Linked DNA regions of Homo sapiens: regions 2, 3, 4 and 5 are each linked to region 1. A link is a loop called in an ENCODE intact Hi-C map of the cell type or tissue named here. Cell type or tissue: sigmoid colon. All regions are shown on one strand.

Region 1 (5,000 bases):
AGACTCTAATGAAGTTGACCTCTTAGAAGCAGAAAGTAGAAGGGCAGTTACCAGGGGCTGGGGAGTAGGAAAAAACTGTGTGGATTTTGGTCAAAGGGTACAAATTTCCAGTGATAAGATACTTAAGTTCTGAGGATCCATGAACTGCATGGTAACTATAGTTAATAATACTGTACTGTATGTTGAAAATGTGCTAAGAGAGTAGAACTGAAGTGTCCTCACACACACAAAAATAATGGTAACCATGTGAGGCAGTGGAAGTGCTGATTAGCTTCATCTTGGCCGTCACTTCATGATATGCACATGCATCAAATCATCACATTGTACAATTAACTGTATACAAGCTTTATTTGTCAATTACATCTCAATAAAGCCAGGGGGTGGAGTCGGGAGGGAGGAACTTCTGTCTTGCTCTAGGTTTATGCAGTATCTTGTAAAGACAGCATGAGTCATCATCACTATCTGGCCCAGCCAAGTACTCTGGGGCCCTTTGTGCTGCAAATCGGTTCACACACACCAACCAGTGTCTTCTCATGATGCACAGCTGGAAGTAATTTCTTTTTAAGCTTTAAAAAAATTCAAGACACAGCTTATCCTTGGTGTCCACCCGCAGGTAGTCAGGCCCTGAGAACATGTCACCTGTGGGCAAACGCTAACTTTCCCAAGACCAGGATTAAGTGTTGAGTGGGAGGTGAGGCCTTTGTCCTGCCCCTCTCTCCCTGTGTGGACCGACTGACCAACCCGCCAAAACACTTTGAGAGCCACTAGACATAGTAGCTTACTTCTTCTCATGCAGATATTCCTTGGAGGAGCCTGGTGTATTTATTTTAAGAGTTGCTTTCAGAAACAGAGGACCTCTCTTCTGTTTCACAAAATACATGTCACAGAGAAGAACAAACCCACCCATGGCCAGCCTCTGGCTGTGTAATTGCTACTCTGCACAATAGGAAATGAGTGGCCACGGCACAGGTAGCCCATTTGGGAGTCGCCTAGAGCCCTGTCCCTACAAAGAAATTATAACGTAGCAAAAAACCAGAGGCTCCCTTCCTTGAATATCCAGGCTTAGGCCTAGAGCACGGAAACAAGACCAGTGTAATTACCTCGCATGCATAATCACTGCTGAGACCTGAGAACAGAGGCCGGGCCCTGCCTGGCCTTCGGCTGTCTGGCCATAAGCAAGCAGCCACTGAAACCAGGCAGCTGGGGTGCAGGGTGTTTGTGTGTGTGAAATGGCTCTGCTGCCCCGAAGCAAGGAGCAGGGAGATGGCTTTTCCCTGTGTGGCTTACCTGGGTCAGAATCAACAAGCAGGAGCATAAAACAGAGATCAGACCCCAGGAGGAAATGACAGCCAGGCCCACTTTGTGTGCACGAGTGAGGGTAGGCATGGGGAAGATTCCTGTTTGCTTGTCCCTTTTAAAAAAGCAAAACCGGCACAAGACTGTGGTCAGGAGCTCAGTATACAGGAAGGGGCCGAAGTCTGACAGCCTTCCTCAGAGCCCCGGGTGGCCTGGGGAGGAAGGCATGCTGCCCTGAGACTGCTGTGCAGGGATCCCTGGAATTCTCCTCCAGCATTAGCTGTGGTAGAAGGGACTTTTCTATTTTGTGATTCAATCTTTTAGTTAGATTGCTTGGGGGACTTGATACTAGGAAAATTTTAATGGTTTTACCTAAACAAGGGATAACCTTGTTTTGGAAGCTTATGATATGGAGGAAAGAGTTAACTGTAAAATCGGCAGGCCTGGGGAAAACAAAACCAACCAAGCAGTAGCCAGGGTGGGTGCAGGGCTGTAGCCAGAGCTCCGGGCTGCCCCACGGCACTCCCACTGCGTCAGGGAAGCCTTTTCTGGCCTCCTAGTTAGGAGGCATCTCCTATTACACACTCTTGGAGCATTTTGTAATTCTTCTGAGAGTTTATTACCCTAGCCAATGAATAATTGTGGAATTACTCAATGTTGTCTCCCCCTCTGGAACATGATACAAATGTCAGCTCCATGCCTGACTTGTTTGTTGCGGGATTCCCTGCGCCTAGACTAGTGCTTTGCACATGCAAGGAGCTCATATTCATTGAATAACTGGATGGGAGGGTGGATGGGTGGGTGCATGGATAAGAATGAATGGTTGGATAGGTGGATGGACAGATTGAACAGACAGGCAGGTGGATGGATAGATGGATAGAAAGATGGATGAATATAGATGGAGATAGATGGGTAGATGGATGAATGGGCATGTGGGTAAATGATTGCAGAAATGCATAAATGAATGAGTAGATAGATGAATGGGTGGGTGAAGTGGATGGGTAGATGAATGGATGAGTGGATGGGTGGATGGGTGGATGGATGGATGGATGGAGCCCACAAGGTCATTAAAGCATTTTGTTCTCTAACTTCTGAACTGAACTCCACTGGTTGTCTATAATAAGAGCTTTTACAGAGGGAGGTTGAACACCCAAGCATGTTGGACATGAGTGACAGCAGCTAGCATGGTATCTCTGCCCTAGATGCACTGATGGCAGCAGAGAGCTCTGTCCCTTGGGAGGGCATTGTGCAGGGCTATCAGGCAGTTTCCTGGGCCCTGTCTGCAGAGCCTAAACAGATCACATCTGGCCAGTCTCAACAGGGCCTCCTTACCCTATAAACCATGCATGTATTTATGTAACACTTCAGGCCTGATGGAGACCAGATGTGACCAAATGGTGCTTTATGCGGCCCAGGAATGCTGAAATACCAACATAGACATCTTTTATGGCTGCTCTTGCTCAGCAATCTCTCTTTAAATCTTAGGTTTGAGCCCTGATATACAACCATTAACTTCATTCTTCTGTGAAACAGAAACATCTGGCAACATCTATTTGATTTGTTATCCTTATAAGAGAAATACAACTATGTACAACTTCTATTCTCAGTTAGTGTAGTACAGTAAAAAGAATGTTGATGGGGAGGCAAGAAACCCAGACCCAGCTCCGCCCTGTACCTCCCTTACTGGCTGGCCTTGGGCCAGTTGGTTCTCACCAGGACTCAGTTTTCCATTGGTAATTTCAAGAGCTATCATTTATTAAACACTTCCTGAGTTCTAGGCACCCTACCTTGTGCTCAGTAAAAGCTACAGATCATTGCCACAACTACACCCCTATTCAAATGTACAAATGGATACATAGGCGTGAGTTTCCAATACCCATCATCCTTAGGAGGCAGATCCCAGTCTCAGTCTTCTGACTCCAAAACCACCTCTTCCCATTAAACCAAATGGCGGCTTTCACCTGCAAATAAGGAAGTGCAGCTGAATTGCTATTTTCTGAATTTGTGTTCCTTGGACACTTCTGTTGGGAGCGACTAATAAGTCTTTTGACCCCTCTCCAAAGAATGTGTGTTTAGGGACACTGAGGAAGTGTCCCTGAACACACATTTGGGATTTTGGATGCCCACAGAACATTACAGATGCTACAAGAATTTAAGCCTGTTTACTGTGGGGTTTCCTCATTGGGCCGCTAGAATGCCTTTGTCCCCTGAAACTCCTATTAATATCTTGAGGATCACTGATGCACATTCATACAAAAATGTTGATTGAATAGGTTTCATGCTCCTGGCAGGACAGGCTGTGTCTCTGCACTCAGGGAGCAGCCACCTTACTGACCCAGGTGCAGCTCAGCCCTGATTGCCCCTTCTATACTTTCCTGTTTATACAGAGCTCCTCCCTTCTCCCTCCATGGATGTATTTACAATGTAGAGATGCTGTTAATACTGTCGGCTGCTGCTACTTGAGAAAGCTCACCACACACTTTCCATGGGGATTGGGAATGGAGTTGAGCAGCCCCATTTAGTTTCACCAAGAGTAGTGGGACCTTGTGTACTTGTTTTAAAGTCTCACTCCCTGAAAGGGCCAGAACTGGATTCTGAGTGACATCTACCCAGTGCAATTTCTCCATTGAATAGAAAGAAATGTGCAAAACATTCTAATTATGCTTTTACAACAAGCTTTTTAAGAAAAATTACATTGCAAAGACCCAATCAGTGCAAAACTTGCCCTGAAGTTCCTTACAGTTTAAAATCACCATATCCCCTCTGCCCCTTCAGCTTCCTTCTGCAATTTAGGGTGCTCGTGACGCAGAAGGGTTAGGGGCTGCAGGAGGTCCACGTGCTTTGGCTCTGATCACAGACTGCAGCTGTAGCTTCATCTCTGTCTCTGCTCTACTTAAGGACAGCTGCCCTCAGAATGCCAGGCTGGAACATCTAAATTCTACTAAAATGATCACTCACTCAGAATCAACAGCTAGGAAGAGGCCACAGAGCAGAGCCCTTGTTAATTTGGAACATGCCAAACTGCAAAGATGGTCCATAATGCCCCAGCAGAGCGTGTGAGAGCCCAGCATCGGATTTGATGCCACCTGCCCAAGGCCCAGGCCAGTGCAGCAGCGCTTCCTCAGATGGGTGTGGGCTTCGGAGCCCTGAAACGCTTCCCAGCCCAGAAGCAATAAAGCCCCAGTATGTCCTTTTCTGCAGGCCAGCACCCTGTCCACAATCCCGAGGGATGAGGGATGGCCGCGTCATCTCCCACTAACAGCGAAGCCCAGGGTGTGCAGTTCCACCCCCTTCCTAAGATAGATGTGAATTTAGAAAACCAAGAAGAGAGCCTCTTGCCTCCATGCAGCACTTCTGAAAACAAGCAAAGCATTTCAGGGGAGGAGCAGCAGGCGGCTCTGGAGCTTTGCACAAACCAGCCGGGAAGGCTTTGACTGGAAGGCAAGCAGGGCTACCTTTTGCCATGATGATCTTTAGAGGCCCACGTTTCTTCTTATCCTTTCTTTAAAAACAAAAACAATACTATTATTTCTTAATTGTCTGAACTCAAACAAATTAGAGTCCAGGGCCAGGTGCAGTGGCTCATGCTTATAATCCCAGCACTCTGGGAGGCCGAGGAGGGCAGATCACAAGGTCAGGAGATCGAGACTATCCTGGCTAACATGGTGAAACCCTGTCTCTACTAAAAATATAAAAAATTAGCC
Region 2 (5,000 bases), 93 kb after region 1:
GACTGCCCCCTCCAGTGCTGGGCTTTGGCCATGCTGACCTTTCCTCTGTTCCAAGAAACAAGCCAAGGTCCTAGCACTATAGCACTCCTTCTCTCTGGAAGGCTCCTTCCCTCCCATTCCTAACCAACACTACCCTCCTTTAGGGCTTCTGTGATTGCCACCTGCCCCAGATCGCTCTAGTTCCCTGTGCATCATGGCTTCATGCCACCTCGTCTTGCACCTGCAAAGCACTTACACATTTCATGAAGCCAGGGACCATGTCTCTTTCTTTGGTATCTCTATCCTTCACTTTCTTATTTTTATAAATTTAAGGGGTACAAGTGAAGCTTTGTTATGTGGCTATATTGCATAGTGATAAAATCCAGGCTTTTAGTGAAACCATCCCCTGAATAGTGTAGATCATGCCCATTGAGTAATTTCTTATTCCTCACTCTCCTCACCCTCCCACCCTTCCCAGTTCCAATGCCTATTATTCCACACTCTGTGTCCACGTGTACACTTTATTTAGCTCCCACTTATGTGAGAATATGTGGTATTTGACTTTCTGTTTCTGATCTGTTTCACTTAACATAACAGCCTCCAGTTCCATCCTTGTTGCTGCAAAACATGATTTTCTTCTTTCTTATAGCTAAGTAGTATTCCTACATATATATATACACATTTTTTTTATCCAATCATCCATTGATGGACACTTAGAATGATTCCATATCTTTGTGATTAGATGCTCAGAAATACTTGTTGAAACATGGCTAAATCATACATACCAGGCTCCTTCTTTATTTCTCTCTCTCTCTCTCTCTCTCTCTCACCTCTGCCACTTTTAGCAACAGCTGCATTCCAAGCAGGAAGACGGAGGTACAGGTTGAGTGTGTATCCCTCGCCCAAAATGTTTGGGACCAGAAGTGCTCTGAATTTTGATTGTTTTCAAGTTTTGAAATATATGTATTACACTTACTGGTTCAGCATCCCTAACACAAAAATCTGAAATGCTCCAATGAGCATCTCTTTGAGCATCACATCAGCACTCAAAGCGTTTTGAATTTTGGAGCATTTTGGATTTCGGATTTTCTCACTAGGCATGCTCAGCCTGTATCAGAAGAGGCTCAGCCAAAGCCACTTCCCTGCCTTAAACTGAGCTCCATGGCCATTCTCAGCTATGAGGGCTTGATAAAGATTAAGTTTTATTTATCTTTGCAGCCCCTACAGCAAGTAAAGATGAGCAAAAAGAGGTTAAACTCAGAACTAAAATGTCTAGAGCCACCTCCATCTACCCCACTGCAATGAAAACACAAGGACATAAGCATTTACTGCAGTATTGTTCCCAGTGGCAAAAAGCTGGAACTCAAATAAACGCCTAATGACAGAGGAATGATGAAAGAAATTCTGGCTCATACACACCACAACCTATTACACAGCCACTGAAAAGAATGAATTAGAGCCACATTGATGACTCTGGGAGATTTCCATGAGCAATTACAGAGTAAATGAAACCAAATGCAGAAAAAAAAAGTCTGTTTTATTATCCCATTTCTAACAAAAATGAAGAAAAGCACTCTCTAACATCTGTGCACATACATGCAGGTAAGCGCGAGTGAGCTGAAAATTATAGGCCACATACTGTTATCATGAGTTACCTGTGCAGAAGGCAGAGAGAAAGTTTGGGAAAGGAAAGAGAAGAAGAAGAGCAAAGAACAAAAAGAAAATTTTTGAAAAGAAATGTTATAATATGATCCATTAATGTATTAACTTAAAGATATATGTGTGTTCATATGCACGAAGAGAAAACTTTATATGTTGTCTCTTCTTTTCTGTCTCTTAAATCAGGCTTGCAAGACTTTGGCAATTTCCCACTTGTTTTGAATCCTCAGAAAATATCGTATCTCCAGAAAGTAAACAAAAATTGACCAGATAGCATTCCCTTAATGCAGTTCCAGTGACTGTTCTGGATAAGAAAACAACACTTCTACATTCAAACCCCCAATTGCCATTTGAATCTCATCAAATGAAATTTTAGTTTTTCTTTCTAGCTTATGTTTTTCCCTGGAGAAACAAGTCTATAAATGTTTAAAACTGGCACTACTTCTCATAGTGAATAAAATATTGTTGTGTAGAAAACTGGCTCCAGGAAATTAAAAATCAATATACTTTGAGAACTAAAATAGGATGGAAAAGTTGCTTTGTCCAGATTGCAATGGCCAGGCAATGCAAAACAAAAGAATTGCTATTATAAAATGAGAATTACAAGAGAGCATTTTTCAGCTTTGTATGAGAAATGCAATTGACCGAGTGAAAAAAATTAACCCTGTTTGTGTTTCATTCAAGTGGCCATCTCTGCAACTTACTGCTAATTTGCCTTCTTTGAATTTACCATTCCTGGTGGCAAAATCATTTGCTCAGAATTGTTCTAGTATTGCCCAGTCATACTTTTCTAATTAAGATTCCTTGCTGAATGTTCTAACTTTGACCTCATTTCAAAGTTACTTTCATTTTAAAGCTTGACTCAAGATCTTCAATTCTTATATCTTAAAAATCTTAAATGTTTTCTGTTTCTGTTATTAACTATACTAGGTTAGGGATATTTAAAATAACAGCTGATAATATGGTTTTTAAAAATTGTGAGAATGATTGCTAATGTCTGGCTCTCACTTTATTAAGAGGACATGGGAGCCTTTGAAAGATGGCTTGCCTGTCTACCTAGGGCTGACCCCCAGGTCCAGATTTGAGAGTCTGGGCTGGCTGACTGCTGGGTGGCTTTGGTAGAAGCTGGCTTGTCTTCTGGTTCCATTTTTCTCTCCACCCCAGTATCTTGGGTTACTCTGGAAAACTATGCGATGCCCATGTGCGCACCCAGTTAAAGGGCATTCGAGTCTTTGCCCGTAGAAATTTCATAAATAGAATATGTAATGAGCCATGCATGTCTTATCGCTAAGGAATCCAGGGGAATCTGAAACTTGGATGACAAAGTCTCTTATGGGTCTTTCCTTCTCACACCACTTGATACAGCACGACTATCTTGAAGTCAGCCAGCGGCCTGCAGAGGCGGTCTTTCCATCTGTTTCAGAAAACCCGGTGGCTTGTGCAACCTGGGAAACTTGCCCACAGCCATCCCACGTGGTGAGTCAGCTCTCTGGCTCCATTATCTACTGTCTCTTCCCAGATGTGACTCCCTGTTTAGGAGCAAGCAAAGTTATGGGGACCCAGGGGAGAAGCAGACACTCACCTAATGCACAATCCTGCTGAGAATTTACCCAAACCCAAGGAGGTGGAGATGGAGTAGAGCTTGAGTCCTTTCCACGACTGTTAACTGAAGATTTCTGTTGTGACATCACATAGAATTTTGACTAGCATTCACCAAGGATGAACTGAAAGCAGGATCTGTCTCACCATACACTGAGAACTGTAGAATATGCAAGGCACATGGAACTTATTTTCTTACGTATAAAAGCGTGTATATGCTCCTTATACATCTGTCCTAATGCTTTCCAACAGTCCTCACTCTAAGCCTCACCAAGACCCAGATGAGGAAACAAAGGCACAGAGGGGTGAGTCACTTGACCAAGTCACAGCACTGGAAAGGAACAGAGTTTCTGTGTTTCCTTCTCCAAGAGAAGCACTCTTGGCTATAGTGCTTCTGATTAACCAGTGATTCCCATACAGTGGTCCCTGGGCCAGCAGCATCAAAATCACCCAGGAACTTGATAGAGGTGAAAAGTCACTGAATAAGACTTACTGAATCAGAAACTCTGGGGAATGTGGCCCAGAAATATTTGTTTGAACAAGCTTGTCAGGTGATTCTCATGCACACTACAGTTTGAGGAATATTGAACTAGGCCTTTGGAATGAGGTTTTTCATTACTGAGTGTTTTAGGGGAATTCTTGGGCAAATATCAGAAGAGATTCACTAGGAGTCATTTCTGGGTACAAGTTAATAAATAGGTTTCCTTTCTGAGGTACTACATGCAATAGTCAGAACTGTAAGAAAGTATATTTATGAACATATCAATAAAAAATGTATTCACTCTGTGAAAATAATATTCCCCTTAGAAAAGCGTTCACATGAACTTGGTGATTGATCTCATAGGGTGCAGTCGGGAGGGGTCAAGAGTCACCCCACATCTTGTATCTCAGGTCAGCCCACTTCTTTCCATCTCTGCTCCCATCCTGGCCCCAACTATGCTCATCTCTCACTCAGAAATCTACAGTGGCTTCCTAACTCGACACCCCTTCTATTCTGAAGCTCATTCAAGCTGTTCTTCACATTGAAGCCAGAGTGATTTTTCTGCAAATCTGAGCTTAAGTAAAGCCCTTAAAGAATTACTATTGTTCACAGGATACAGAACAAAATGCCTAACAAAGCCCCTGAGTCAGTGGGACATGGTCTGCCCATCCCTTTACCCCAAGAGACATAGAATGCAATTCTCCATTTCACTGCTTGCTCCTAGTCACCCCAGCAATCTTTTATTTTCTTAAAAACACATAGCCTTTTATGCCTCAGCTACTTTCACGTTTGTCCCTCTTCTTTAAATGTTTTTCCCCTCATTTCACTGTTTAAGCCATATATACCCTTCAAAATTCAGTTCAAACCTCACTTCAAGAAAACCTTTATGTTTTCACCAGAGAGCTTACAGTGTTTGGCATCCCATCAAATATTATCAGGCATGAAAGGAAGGAAAAAAAGCCCCGTAATGGGCCGGGTGCAGTGTCTCACGCCTGTAATCCCAGCACTTTGGGAGGCCAAGGCGGGTGGATCACGAGGTCAGGAGATCAACACCATCCTGGCTAACATGGTGAAACCCCATCTCAACTAAAAATACAAAAAATTGGCCGGGAGTGGTGGCGGGCACCTGTAGTCGCAGCTACTCGGGAGGCTGAGGCAGGAGAATGGCGTGAACCTGGGAGGCAGAGCTTGCAGTGAGCCGAGATGATGCTGCCGCACTCCAGCCTGGGCGACAGAGAGAGACTCTGTCTCAAAAAAAAAAAAAGAAAAAAAAAAAAAGAAA
Region 3 (5,000 bases), 140 kb after region 1:
CCAAAAACTGACAAATGGGACCTAATCAAACTAAAGAGCTTCTGCACAGCAAAAGAAACTATCAACCGAGTAAATAGACAACCTACAGAATGAGAGAAAATATCTGCAAACTATGCATCTAAAAAAGGTTTCATATCCAGAATCCATAAGGAACTTAAACAAATTTACAAGCAAAAAACAAACAATACCATTAAAAAGTGGGCAAAGAAGATGAACAGACTCTTTTCACAAAAAGACATGTATGCAGCCAGCATGCATATGAAAAAATGCTCAACATCACTAATCATTAGAGAAATGCAAATCAAAACCACAGCGAGATATCATCTCACACCAGACAGAATAGCCATTATTAAAAAGCCAAAAAATAACAGACGTTGGTGAAGTTGCAGAGTAAAGGGAACACTTAAACACTGCTGGTGGAAGTGTAAACTAGTTCAGTCATTGTGGAAAGCAGTGTGGCAATTTCTCAAAGAACTGAAAACAGAATTACCATTCAACCCAGCAATCGTATTGTTGGATATATATCGAAAGGAATACAATTTGTTCTGCCATAGTGACACAGGCACACATATGTTTACCGCAGCACTGTTCACAACGAAGACATGGAATCAACCTAAATGCCCATCAACAGTAGACTGAATAAAGAAAAGTGGTACATATATACCATGGGATCCTACACAGCCATAAAAAAGAATGAGATTATGCCCTTTGCAACAACATAAATTGAGCTGGAGATCATCATCATAAGCAAACTAATGCAGAAACAGAAAACCAAATAGTGTATATTCTCATTTATAAGTGGGAGCTAACCAATGAGAACACAAGGATACAAAGAAGAGAACAACTGGACACCAGGGCTTACTTGAGGGTGGAGGGTGGAAGGAGGAAGAGGATCAAGAAAAAATGCCTATTGAGTATTATACTTATTACCTGAGTGACTAAATAATCTGTACACCAAACCCCCATGACACACAGTTTACCTATATAACAATCCTGCACATATACCCCTAAACCTAAAATAAAAGTTTTTTTAAAAAACTATAGAAAAAGAAGAGCAAACTAAACCTAAGCAAGAAGAAGGAAAAAAATAAACATTAGAGGAGAGATAAATGAAGTAGAGAATAGAATGACAATGGAAAAAATTAATAAAACATAACATAGTTATTTGAAAAGATCAACAATGTTGAGAAAACTTTGGCTAGACTAACCAAGAAAAAAGAAAAAGAGTAGACTTAAACTATTAAAATCAGGAACAAAGGAGATGTTGCTAACGATATAGAGAAATTAAAAGCATTGTAAAACAATACCGTGAACAATTGTATGCCAACAAATTAGACAATTTAGATGAAATGGACAATTTCTGGAGACACACAAGCTACCAAAATTGACTCAGGAAGAAACAGACAATCTGAATAGACCTATAACAAATAAAGAGATTGAGTCAACCCTCCAAAAGCTTCCAATAAAGAAAACCCCAGGACCAGATGGTGAATTCTACCAAATTTTTAAGAATTAGTAGAAATGCTTCTTAGACTCTTCCAAAAAAATAGAATTGAGAAAACTTCCTAACTCACTCCATGAGGTCGGCATTACCATGATACCAAAACCAGATAAAGACATCACAAGAAAACTATAAACCAAAGTCTCTTATGAATGTAGATGCCAAAACACTCAACAAAATACTAGCAAACTGAAGACTGGGCACAGTGGCTCACACCTGTAATCCCAGCACTTTGGGAGGCCAATGCAGGCATATCACTTGAAGCCAGGAGGTCGAGACCAGCCTGACCAACATGGTGAAACATCATCACTACTAAAAATACAAAAATTAGCCTGGTGTGGTGGCACATGCCTGTAATCCCAGCTACTCGGGAGGCTGAGACATGAGAATCTCTTGAACCTGGGAGGCAGAGGTTGCAATGAGCCAAGACGGCACCATTGCACTCTAGCCTGGGTGACAGAGTGAGACTGCATTCTACCCCGCCAAAAAAAAAAAAATACTAGCAAACTGAATCCAGGAGTATATTAAAGATATTATACATTATGTCCAAGTGAGAGTAATCCCAGGAATGTGAAAGTGGTTCCAACATATAAAAATCAGTCAAAGTAACACAGCATATCAATAGAATAAAGGAAGAATATCCAGGTGTGGTGGCACATGCCTATAATCCCAGCTACTCGGGAGGCTGAGGCAGGAGAATCGCTTGAACCTGGGAGGTGGAGGTTGCGGTGAGCCAAGATCGCGCTGCTGCACTCCAGCCTGGGCAACAAGAGCGAAACTCCGTCTCAAAAAAATAAATTAATTAATTAAATAAAGGAAGAAACTGATTCCTCGGTGTGTTGCATTCTGGATTCAGAGCTTTCCACACCCCAATAAATTGCCCTAAGATCACCAATTATAAGTTCACTGCAGAATTTAATAGATTTTAATCTTTCTGTCACTTGATCCCTCAAGGACATGAGGCCTGTTGGCCACATGCTTCTGGTTCTCCTCATGCCTTCCAAACATTTCTTTCCAGTCTCCTTCATGAGGCTTCCTGCCTACTCTTTGACAAGTGACCTTCTTCTGTTCATACTCTAACATCTGCCTGAATACAGTAATCCACATTTTGGTTTAACTGCCACCTTATATCATATCCCAGGATCCTCCCCTGCCCTCCAGACCCATGTATCCTTTTGCCCACTGGATAATGCAAACTGGATAATTCCAAGTTGTTCAAGTTCCACGTGGCTAGAATTGGACTCCTTATCTTCCACCCAAAACCTTCTACTATTCCATGATTATTTGATAATTTAAAAGAATAACCACAAGCCTATTATTATTAAATAGTCCAACCCAGTTGTCCAAAGCACAACCTTGGAAATCACTGCTGACCTCTTCCTCAACAATCAGCATTCAAGAGGTCACTAAATCCTGAGGATTAGTCTTCTGTCACAGCTCTGCCGAAATCTGTACCATCTGTTTCCTGGAATGTTACTTTAGGCTCCTAAGTGAATTTTCTTCTTTTTTTCCCCTTCAATCCGTTATCCACATTGCAACCAAAGTGATCTTTCCGTAACTGATGTGATCCCATGACTCCGAATAATACCCAAGATACACGAACATATACACAAATAATAGTAACAGCATTATTTCAATTCTTAAACATTGCTGGATTCTTTCAGATCCAGCTAAAACACCCCACTTTTGGCTAAAAAATGACTTAAAATTTCTCTTAAAATCCTATACATATAAGGACACCCTCTTTTGTGCCCCAACACTTCTCCCAAACACACATGAACACCTCCTACCTCCTACCTCCTACCTAGCTATGGTCAACCACTCAATACACATCTCCCCTGCATGACTTCAAGGTCCTTGAAGAATGAACCTTATTGTTATTCATTTCTATATCCTCAGGGTATATATCACTGTCTGACATGTTATGAATTAAGAACTTAAGAACTATTTCTACATAGTCAATGGATTATTATGAATTATAATACTATCCCAGACAGTACTAGTTAAAGTCTGCTACTTATTCTGAGACCAGCACAGGGCACCATAATTTAATGTGCACATGGAGAAAGGAGAAAATATGAGAAAAGAATCTAACGTTCGGAAAATTATACTTATTGGGAGACTAAAGAACATCTCAACTTGAAAAATGGAGGCTGAGGAGGGATTTAAATACATCTTCAAATACAGCCATTAATGGTAGAAAAGAAATCCCTGCAGGCTGAGGAGACCAAGCCTCTATTCTACTAACTAGCTATGGGAACCCACGCTTTCTGGGCCCAAGCTTTTGTTCCTGTTAAATTCTAAGGCTAGGCTCTAAACTCCGTTAAAGCACTAGTGCTCTATGATTCTAAAGTTATACATCACATTAAAGCAGAATAAAGAAAAATACACAGGTGTCAGCATAAGGGACTTTGTTAAACCCAGGAAATATTTTCCCAAAGCAGAACTGGTTTCAGAGTGGAGTGACTGTGAGCAGGGCTGTGCAGACTTGCTTGCTGAATGCCCTGATCAACAGAGGAGTTTTCAGTCATCCTGCAGGATTCGTGTTGTGTTCTTCCTAGAGGGAGTAGAGGGGCTTGAGGGAGAGTTTGAGACAGATTACCCAACCTGAACCTCTGATATTTTCATAAACATTATGTGTCAAAGAAGGTCTTCTTTTCCAGAAAGATCACACCAACTTCTCGGGGCATATAGAAAAAAATCAATGAGTCATCATCAATGCTTCCTGTCATCATAATCATGAGTGACAATCCTATAAAGAGTGGCGTGTTATGGGGTGTAAGGGGAGGGGGGGCTTTTTGTAAAAAGATAGCAGAATTTTGTCCTAAAACTAGAAATTCAAATATAACTGGGAATATATTTTCACAGCAGTGTGAACTTTCCTCTACAAATCCGCAGCAGATGACCTCTGTGCTTGATCTTACGGAAGCTGAATGCCGGGGTGAATTCACTGTTTTCTGAAAAAAGATACAAAAAATCCAGATGGCAGCTTATGGCCTCAGTCAACGTTCTGCCATGAGTCCTCTCCAAGTCTATATTTAGCATGATCTGATTGAGTAAGATCACATGCTCAGAGTAAACTCAGTCCAGAATATCAACTATGATTTACTTCCAGAGGCAGTAATAAATCTCCCTGTTGGAATTTTATTCGGTTTCTGCTGGCTAGGTTCTTTGTCCATTTGTATTATGCCCTGAAGCTGTAAATATGTAGAATTAAAATGGGCAAGAGATATCTATATTTATATCTGTTTCAATATTTCTATTTATATCTATCTGCTCTACTGCTTGCCTCCTGCAGAATGAGATTAATCCCTTTAAATATTATTAATCATGGTCATTTGCTCAAGACAATGCAATAGGGGGAATAAACAGCTTCCAGGAACCACCTACTTCACTGTGGATTTCCCACCAAGAAAAATAAATATTGAATTTTTCTCAGCTACTGAAAATAGCAATTCCACCACAGCAGCAGAAAAATAACCTTAGTAGGTAAAGACAT
Region 4 (5,000 bases), 550 kb after region 1:
ATCTCAGAGATAACTAATACTTTTTCCTTCCCCAAAATCGGAGTCAAAGGAGTTTCTTCTTAGAGCTCCCAATCACCTCTTTCTTTTCTTTCTTTCTTTCTTTTTTTTTTTTTTTTTTTTTTGAGACAGAGCCTCACTCTGTTGCCCAGGCTGGAGTGCAGTGGATCAATCTCTGTTCACTGTAACCTCCACCTCCCCGGTTCAAGTGATTCTCCTGCCTCAGCCTCCCGAGTAGCTGGGATTACAGGCACGTGCCATCATGCCCAGCTAATGTTTGTATTTTTAGTAGAGATGGGGTTTCACCATGTTGGCCAGCCTGGTCTGTCTTGAACTCCTGACCTCAAGTTATCCACCCACCTTGGCCCCGTGAGCCACCACTCCAGGCCAGAGATCTGATTTTTTAAAAATACTCATCTGTTCCCTTGCCATAATGGCATTTAAAAATTTTGAATGTTCTTGTTCCACAAATGTCATTCTCTACGTTATCAATTTGAGGATTCAATATTTTTATCAGGTCACTTTAGAATTCCTACCGTAAGGTTTTGCATGGGGTGTGTGTATGAGTGTGCAATTGTGATCAATGTGAATTACACACCTACAATTGTACGGTCTGTATGCAGCAGACCTGGGTTTACTATTGTCACAATACTAGACATTCTTGTATGTTTTTTGCAGTTCTTACATGTGAGTTTATCTTCTGTGGAAATTTTACCTTGTGGACTCCCTCAGCTGTGGTTGCCTCCCTGAGAAGTAATTTCACATTGACCCATAGGGTACATAGATTCCAACCAGATCACAGGTTAATGACGGGTTCAGGGCTCCTGTGGATGAAGCTGATGCAACCATGTTCATGTGAATGCACCTATTTCCACCCGTGACTGGTGCAGAGGCATTTCAACTCCTAATGAGCCAGCCCTGCACCCAGTTTGGGTCCTGAATACAAGACTCTCCCAGGCTCAACTCTTGTCCCTGTGTGATATTGGGCCCTACCCTTTCTCCTGTTTCAATCTCCAAAGGGGAATTTTTTTAAAGGTGTAGAAAAATAGGGGAAAAATGAACTCATAGATCTCAATCTTGGGTTTGCTAAGAATATTTTCCTAAAAATATGTATATCCTTTTTTAAAAATATTTATACGTTACTAAAGCAAAAAGAAAGTGTTACTTTCCCAGACATGCTAACTTCCCAGCAAATAAAGCTTTGGCAGATTGGCAAGTTTTGCAAATAAACAGGGACCATTCATCATGAAAGATGACAAGCATAGACACTCAAGATACCAGTTTCTAAAACAATGTCTAAACAACGCTTGAGTAAATTACTAACTTTAAAAATATATTTAATTTAAAAATTTCACAATTCGCATGAAGATGGCTTCTTCTTATTAAGAAACGTTAAAATCTTTGTTTTAATTTCTATTGTGAAATTAAATAATTCAAACTTCAAGTTGTTGGAACTTTAAGTTATTCTGAGCCTTGAGACAAATGTGGCTATGCAGCCTGAGTCACGTGCAGCGGCAACTTCCGCCTTTTTTTCCCCCTGTGAATAATTAAGAAGACCAAACAGCACGAGAGAGAAGACCTCCTCAGATCACCATCCCTCCTCATTGAGTAATAAAGTAATCTTCCTTGGCACGTAGCAATCTGTGACCAATCAAATTGCTTTAATGTATGCACTGGTCTCCTATAGAAAATGTTGTAATCCTCTGAAAATGTCTTTGTCTCTGTCTGTAAAAGTGAAACCTTAACTTCTCCACTTGGGAATGCTGACCATATTCATTTGGAGCTGACGCTTCATGAGTGGCTATCCTCAAGCTTTGCACTCGAATAAACTCTATCCTTAGTCATATTTTCTGAATCTCATTATTTAAGGTTGACACTATTTATGAGAAAAAGATGAAACAGAAACAACCGCAGCCAAGGTGAACTGGTCAAAACTGGCTAAGGTCGTAAAATAAAATAGAACTTTTACAACATACAGATGTGAATTAATAAAGTTTAGGCATCTCAGCTGAGAATAGAAGATTTGTATCTGAAGTCTCACAAATCTGGGTTTCATCAACTGCTTCAACTCAGTAAACATTGCCAGGGATTGCTCTAGGCACAATGCTGTGCTTGACAATGGGCATGCAAAGGCGACTAACATGTGCCCTTTGCCTCCCAAACAGCTACTTTTTAACTGATCAACCTCAAAAGTGCTAAACCTGGGATCACCAGACATTCTGCAGTGCAACTGGAACTTTCATGCTAAAAAAATTCAAACCTGCGTCTAAACAAGCCTCTAAATGTAAACATCAGCTTACAGGAAATACAAGAAGCAAAAGAATGTGTTAGTTACACCATAAGAATGCAATTCATCAAGATCCAGACTGTGGAAAATTGAGCAGACCAAACATATGGCCTGAAAGCCAGAAAGAAGAAGGGGAAGTATCACATATTGAAAGAGCTTAAGAGATTTATCAAATGCACGATGTAGACTTTGCATAGAGCCTATTTGAACACACCAACTGCATAAAGTTATTTTTGAGAAAATTTTAAAACAAACTGGGTATTAGATGAAATCAAGAAATATTAATTTGGGAAAGTATGATAATGTGCTGTGATTAGGTTTTTTTTAAGTGCTTATTTTTAGACAGACGTGATACATTTAAGACTGAAAACCTGGAATTTGCCTTAAAATGATCCAGAGAAACATTGAGTGGTGAGGAGAGGAAGGGGTGGAGAGTAGATAAAACAAGATTGGCAAAATGTTTATACTTGAAACTGGGTAATAAATACGTGAAGATTCATTTTATACTTCCTTTATTTTTGTGTATGTTTGAAAATATTTATAACAAAATGTTTGTAGAAGTAACACACAATTGAGTTTGACTCAGCAAAGGAAGGAAAGAAGAAAGGAAGGAAGGAAGGGAGGAAGAGAGGTAGGGAGGGAGGGAGGGAGGAAGGAAGGAAGGAAGGAAGGAAAAAAAAGAAGAGGGGGAGAGAATGTGCCTGTGTGTAGCAGCAGGAAAGCTGCAGTGAGCTTATGAAGATTTGTGGTGACGGCTGGCTGCCTTCCATGAGTGTCTCAGTCTTGGGAAATATCTTAATTCTGCCCGATGTGAGAAGTAATGGAAGGGTAGCAGTATTATAGACATATAATCTTTTTCTCTTCTGCCCACTTTACTTAATCTTCTCATCGATAATTTGGGACTATCTCTCTGCCTTTGGTTGTTTCAAAGTATTTCACTCCAAAATACAGGTCCCTGGTATAATGAGTATTTTAAATTAAAAACCCTTAGAGATCAATAAGCACTGGTTTTCTCCTATCTATACATACAGGTAGGACAGACTCACCAAGGAGAACAATTATTCTTGCTGTCTTCCCTGTTATCTCCTTATCCATTACAGAAAAGAAGATAATAACTTGCTCCAGGGATCATTTAAATTCCAAAGAGAACTATTTACAAGTTAATTTCTGTTTCCCATACAGTCATTCATTCTAGTAATCATTTATTGCCCCTCAATGGAATTCTTCTCTCCACTCCCATAACCTGTTTTACCAGGATCCAAGCTCCCATTCTTTCTGTAACTGACATCAGTGGGCTGCGGGAAGTCCCCAGTTGCTAGTGGGACCTCCACCCCAGTGAGAATAAATTCAAGGCTGAGTCAGAAAATAGTCCAAGTACGGAAATGTATTGCAAAGTGAAAAGTACACACTCAAGAAAGGGGAGTGCAGGTGTACTCAAGAGACAGTCACATGCAAAGGGGTTTGGAGGGGCTGCCTTTGTGGGTTTCTTTAACTAAGGGATGGAATATTCATGAAGATTCCTGGAAAAAGGTGGAGATGTTCTGGAACTCTAGTGCTACTCATTTTCACACCAAATATGGATGTTCCTGGAACTGTCATGGTGCTGGTGGGTGTGTGATTTGTATGCTAATGAGCGTATAATGAGGTTCTAGGTGAAACCTAGGTCAAATCCAGTGCCACATTGAGTCCGGTTAGTCTCACCCAGCTTAGTCCGCACCCTGGCTTTTAGGGTCTTATCAGCCCATAGTTTCTGCAGCTATTTCTACAGTTTCCTTTTGCTAGCCATGTGAAACCACTGCCTGGAATTTTCTATTCTCCTGCAACCACCCTTGTTATTCCTGTCTCCTAACCTCAGAATGGTATATAAGCTTCTGTACCTCACTGGGAAGTTGGGTCTTCATTCAGAAGGCCCCCGATGTATACATGTTAAATGAATTTGTATGGCTTTTCTCCTATTAATCTGCCTTTTGCAAGTTGATTTTTCAGTGAAACTTCAGAGAGGGTCAAAGGGAAAGCCCTGCCTTGGCCCCCACATGTTATTGAGGTATGTTTCTCATGGATAAAAGCAATCTTTAAGTGATTCTTGGAATTTATTACTACCTTACTGGTAACTCCCTTTGCTTCTATAAGAAACAAAGGCAGAAAGTTGTAGTAAATTCCAGGGCTCTCCATAGAATTATTAACCCGTTATAAAAGTAATAAAGTTGCTGAGAAATTGCCTGCTTGTTTTTTAGGTGTCCTTTGGCTTATTTTGTTTATATACATTACCTAACACCCTAAAACTTCAGGGCCAGGATGTGGGCTATCATGGGTTCCAGTGAGGATCGTGAAGGAAACCAAAATATTTCGCTCCAAAGTATCCTTCTTTGACGTATTTTGAGATGGCTGTTCAGAGGGCTTGCAAACAGAAGTAGCCCTGAAAAACTGTCTTTCCTGGGAAACTTTGCATCTGTGCAGAATCTGCACGGTGCAGCCAGGCCTCCTCTGAGGCCCTCTCTTATCCAGATCTAAAAAAGATTAACTGAGAATCCAACATCTTTAAAGGTCTGAAGGAAACTCTTACCATGTATTCTCTCCGAGAGCTGCAACCTGTGAGGTTTCATCATCTACATAACAGGACTCCCCTTTGTGAGACAGGCCTCTTCTCTCCCTCCATAATCTCTTACTGCCATAATTTACGTTGGCCGTGCTCTGAGCCTCCATTCTTTCTGTAACC
Region 5 (5,000 bases), 200 kb before region 1:
TAGCAGACCCCAGAAAGCAAGCCCCATGCATCATAGCACAGGCCAGGAACAAGGTGATGACCCTCCCATGATGGTCTTCATGATGACCATGAAGTTGGCCAAATATCACTGCTGGCAACATTGCTTGACTTCTACCCATAGAAAGGTGCTGGGTATTAGTCAGGGTCCTCTAGAGGAGCAGAACCAATAGGATGCGTGTGTGTGTGTGTGTGTGTGTGTGTGTGTGTGTGTGTGTAGACAGAGATACTGATTTATTTTAAGGAACTGGCTCATGTGATAGTGAAGGCTGACAAGTACAAAATCTGCAGGGCAGGCCAGCAGGTTGGAGACCAGGGAAGAGTGGAAGACTTGATGCTTCAGCTGGAGTCCAAAGGCAAAGGCAGTCTGGGGGCAGAATTCCCTCCTCCTAGGGAGAGGTCGGTTTTCCCCTAAGGCCTTCAACTGACTGCATGAGATCCACCCACATTACAGAAAGGAACCTGCTTCACTCAAAATCTACTGGTTGAAATGTTAATCAACTCTTAAAAATACAGCAGGTGTTTGACCAAACATGTGGGCACCATAGTCTAGCCAAGCCACCACATAAAGTTAACCATCACATCAGTGACACCATGGGAGCAACACAACTGTGCAGCTATCTGGAGAAGTGTTAGGTGGGAGACATTGTTAAACTGCGTTGGATGCATGTATCTGCTCAAGGACATGCACATGTACACACATGTCTGCACATGCATTCACAATCACATGTGCACATGCACAGATACACACACATGCACACACACACAATGCATGGATCACAGCATGAGGCAATGACCACACAACAGTGCCCATGAGGTGAAATCATTAAACTGAGGTCTTGATTTGACCATCCTCCAAACACACATTTTTCTATGTAACACAAAGCAGGTCAAAAGCCATTCTGCATCTGCCCAGAGCCCATCTCCCAGAGGCCAGGTCTGTAACTCACAACCCAAGGACTTTTACTGGTTTCTGTTTGATCCTCCTCTCTAGGAAACTAGCCCTTAATGCATGAGGAATGAAATTCTCACTATCTGCAGCTAATCAAGCCATGTTTGTTATCCCTAGCTAGTATGACTCATTAATTTTCTGCCATGGTGTTTACCTCACAAAAAGTATTCTAAGTAATCCGTGCCTGCCGTGAAGAGTTTAAATGCAGTATTTTGACTTTTAGTGGACAGTGACGTCTTTTTACCGCAATCCATTTCTCTCCATTCTTAAAAACAATGGGGATAAAAATCGAAGTGTTTGAAGAGCTACTCCTTAAATACTCTGACTCACACTGGACGATCTCACTGGTGTGTGCTTCTTGCAGGCAAAATAATAGACGAGTCTTCGTTTTCCTGGGCTTTTAAATTCATGATGTTTTCAATAATTTTAAACTTATGACAGTGAGCACATTTAAGTGAAAGTTTTTGAAACTGTTTTTGTCTTGTTTGCCTTTGTCTGTGATGTGTTTATACAGGACTGTTTCACAACTATGCTATTGTGAAAGACATGAACAATGAAGATGTGTGAACAAGCTCTCATGGCCCAGGGGATTATAGCTGTGCATGAAGTAGTGAGTGGAGGAGGGGGCCAGCCCAACCCTAAGCAGGGGCTGCAGGCAGCCCTGCGGACTTTGCTGGAAAGCCTGAGCCTCTCTGGGAACAGGGCACATCTCTTGAGCAGAGTCAGGTCATGGAGCGGCTCTGGTTGGGGAGGAAGGGGCAGCTCCAGCTGCTAAGCTTGGCTGAGAAGATGCCACTGGCCATTCTAGGGCAAGTATGCCAAATGCTTCTGTGAGCAAATGCCTTTGCTTTTGGTTGCTTTCATCAAAGTTTCAAAGAGATCTGTGACCCTCTTCGTTTGGGTGTTTGGCTGGAGTGTGATGAAGGTGTGACTGCAGGGCCTTGTGGTGGAGGCAGGAGTGTGTAAACAGCCCCACTGGGTGTGGATGATGCATGAAGATTCTCAGTTGCTAGTTGAGTCACCAGGTTGGTGGCTGGAAGCTTCTTCAGAACTGGGCAAAAACAGTAATGAGATTGATTCCCAGCTTTTATTGGCCTAATGAGCTGGCACTAATTTGGACATGCCACTTCACACTCAAGTTTGCATATCTATAAAATTGAAAGGGGGCAAAGTAATCCCTTAATAGTAGGCATTTTAACATGGACACACTCGGGTGCACAGAGTGCCAAAGTGTTGGCCAGGCATGTTTGCAATATGAAAGTTTGAACTAGATTTCTCTTGGGGAATTCATATACACATTATAAAATACATGGTGTATTTATATGAGCACTGGGGAAAGAAGTGACAAGAGATTTGTGGAGTGTAGGTGAAGCTGTTGAAGAAATCCAGTCTGCATTCAGCTCTGTACTTGGCAACGTTTCTGGAAGGACTAGCAGCAAACGCTTCTATTCTGGGAACAGTCTCTCCCACCTTTGCACTTTCCCCATCAGGCGGGTGTGGGCCTTGGTGATTAGCTGAGTCTGAAAATAAACGGCGCCTCTGTCTCCAGGGTCAGATTCCAGATGCTGAACAATAACCTGCCAGCATGGGGGAGACTGAAACAAAAGCCTCTCAGGAAGTGATGCTCCATCTTGGTTGAGGAGTTGGCACGTTTCCAGAAGGGATGTCTCCCGGCTGTCAGGCCATCGGGACTTTCAGCGTTCTGCATGTGGCTCCACTGCAGAACACACACACTCAGAACAGCACCAACATTGTGTCAGCACCCCATTATAACTTCCCCTGTTTTCCTTTCCATAAACTCAAGAATTCTTCTCTGGCAAATTTCATTTTATGGAGATGCTAATATTCTTCATCTAATTCAATTTTCCCGCACCCAAACCTTCACCCATAAGAGACAATATCACAGCCTGAGAGAGGAGGCTGGCTCTGTAGGAATGGCTTTGAGAGCATTCGAATCTTCTCATCATTATTTCTGATGAATCGAGACTGGCAGGCATTAGCCAAAGTCAGAGGAAATCAACTAACACCTCTCTCCCATTACAAAGGAGAAGTAACTTAAGAAGTAACTTAAGAAGTAACTTAAAAAGTAACTTAAAAATGTTGAAAGATGTCATGTGTGGTGGCTCACGTATGTAATCCCAGCACTTTGGGGGGCTGAGGCGGGAGGATCACTTGAGGCAAGGTAAGGCGTAGGCAACATAGTGAGAACCCATCTCTACCAAAAATTTAAAAAAATAGCAGGGCATGGTGGCACGCGCCTGTCGTCCCAGCTACTTGGGAGGCTGAGGGGCCAGAATTGCTTGAGCATAGGAGTTTGATGATGCAGTGGGCCATTATTGTGCCACTGCATTTGGGTGACAGAGTGAGATCCTGTCCCCTCCACCCCAAAATATAACAAAAGTTTTTTAAAAATTTAATGCTGAAAAAGTAGATAGAAGAATCTATTAGCCAAATGGAAGGTGAGTTTTGATAGGAAGAGATGCAGCAAGTGACACCCTGCCCCTCCCCCACACTGTGCGCACAGACACAGACACATGCACACAGGGACACATATGGATATGCATGCACACACGTGCATGCACATGGACACACACACGCAAACACATGCACAAACACACACATACCCACAGGTACAGGTCTTCACACATGCACACATACTCATGCACACAGAGACACACATACATGCACATGTCTGCACACCTGCACACATACCCAGGCACACACATGCACACATACCCATGCACATGCGTGCACACATACACACATGCCTGCACACATACCCATGCACATACATGTGCACACACATGCACATGTCTGCACACATGCACACATACTCATACACACAGAGACACATACATACATGCACATGCATGCACACACACACATCCAGGCACACACATGGGCACACATGAGCACACATCTTATGGCAATAGCCCCACAGCCCTCTTTGCTCATCTTGCCCTGTTTGGATTCCTGCCCCATGGGACAGGGTTAGTGACTGTCTACTTATAATGATTTCGGGACCAGGAGAAACTATTCCCCCACCATCCCCACTGTCTCCTACCTCCTTCACTTAATTCTGCTGACTCATGCCTAAATTAGGTGCTCATTTTGTTTGAAACCAAGTAAGACTTTTATGATTTGTTGAAAATCCCCAAATCTCTGAGCCCAACCGTCATTGAATCTTTATATGATGTGTTTTCAAAGCCCCTCCTGAGAACATGTGCAAAAACTCCTGCAGGAGCAGTGAGTTTGGGAGCTGTGAATGCATCTTTGCCTTCTCATCTGTGATACACCCAGGGAATTTTTACTATAAACAAACTTGAAAAAACTTTCCTAACATGTAAGCCCTTTGTCTCAGCAATTCTCCTTTCAGGTTTGTTTCCTAGAGAAAGTCTATGACTAAGCAAGAGACACACACAAAGAGATTTGTAGCAGCAATTTTTAAATGCAGAAAGCTAGAAACAAGCCAAATGTCCATCAACAGGAGATTGGATAAATAAATGGTAGTATAGTTCCAAAGTAGTAAAAACACAAGGTCTTAGATTACTTCTAATAATGTAGATAAGTCTCTCAAACAAAATGCTCAAGGATAAAAGCAAGTTGCTGAAGAATGCATGTGTTATGACACAATTTATAAAGCATTAAAGACATACAAAGCAAACACGCAGAACCTTCTAGCAAATTTCATGGGAAATGCAGCATGAAAAATGGTTGGGAATGAGGGACCTGACAATGGGGACGCAAGTGACCTCTGTGGAGCACAGAGAGAGATTCTGCTGGGGAGGTGGTGTTCCAGGCAGGTAGGATGCTCATTTTATTATATGTTATTCATTTTCATATACCTGCAATATTTAATAATGATAAATATGTATAATTATATTGTTATATGACCATAAATACTAAATAGAATAAATAAAACATAATTAAAAATCAAAAGAGGCAAAGTGTGCTACAAGTATTAATTTTTCTACACAAGTCATGAGTGTTAAATGAATGCAATGTTATATTCTGAAAAAAAAGACTTACTA

The links. Peaks named below come from ENCODE experiments on the same cell type or tissue, not always from the same donor. Only the 100,000 strongest peaks of a DNase experiment are listed, where the experiment ranks them.
Region 2: it touches region 1 in a loop (2.4-fold over the local background); 8 of 110 quality-filtered maps call a loop at or near these places.
Region 3: a loop joins it to region 1, with 3 times the contacts of the local background. A loop is called at or near these places in 31 of 110 quality-filtered maps.
Region 4: a loop joins it to region 1, with 10 times the contacts of the local background. A loop is called at or near these places in 2 of 110 quality-filtered maps.
Region 5: it touches region 1 in a loop (3-fold over the local background); 3 of 110 quality-filtered maps call a loop at or near these places.

The regions. Positions count from the first base shown.
Region 1 is chr9:88,743,433-88,748,432 of GRCh38, reverse strand. It overlaps MIR4289 (microRNA 4289), which reads left to right and starts at 2,528; the gene lies at 2,528-2,597. RefSeq lists a silencer at 425-719 and an enhancer at 616-1,304. In sigmoid colon, no CTCF peak of the experiment used is centred here; DNase peaks (open chromatin) are centred at 472, 1,812, 2,622 and 2,972; H3K27ac peaks cover 2,850 bases.
Region 2 is chr9:88,650,503-88,655,502 of GRCh38, reverse strand. It overlaps LINC02843 (long intergenic non-protein coding RNA 2843), which reads left to right and starts at 3,343. Exons shown (of 4, transcript NR_144626.1): 1 at 3,343-3,542. LOC105376135 (a long non-coding RNA gene) reads right to left here and starts at 3,654. Exons shown (of 2, transcript XR_930098.2): 1 at 3,437-3,654; 2 at 2,630-3,314. RefSeq lists an enhancer at 2,475-3,674. In sigmoid colon, no CTCF peak of the experiment used is centred here; a DNase peak (open chromatin) is centred at 3,062; H3K27ac peaks cover 566 bases.
Region 3 is chr9:88,605,188-88,610,187 of GRCh38, reverse strand. No RefSeq gene overlaps it. Among named protein-coding and RNA genes, the nearest start is that of LINC02843, 44 kb to the left of the region's middle. In sigmoid colon, no CTCF peak of the experiment used is centred here; no DNase peak of the experiment used is centred here; H3K27ac peaks cover 185 bases.
Region 4 is chr9:88,195,232-88,200,231 of GRCh38, reverse strand. No RefSeq gene overlaps it. Among named protein-coding and RNA genes, the nearest start is that of SPATA31C2, 59 kb to the right of the region's middle. In sigmoid colon, no CTCF peak of the experiment used is centred here; DNase peaks (open chromatin) are centred at 1,513 and 3,034; H3K4me3 peaks cover 1,131 bases; H3K27ac peaks cover 278 bases.
Region 5 is chr9:88,947,108-88,952,107 of GRCh38, reverse strand. No RefSeq gene overlaps it. Among named protein-coding and RNA genes, the nearest start is that of S1PR3, 42 kb to the left of the region's middle. In sigmoid colon, no CTCF peak of the experiment used is centred here; DNase peaks (open chromatin) are centred at 1,677 and 2,437.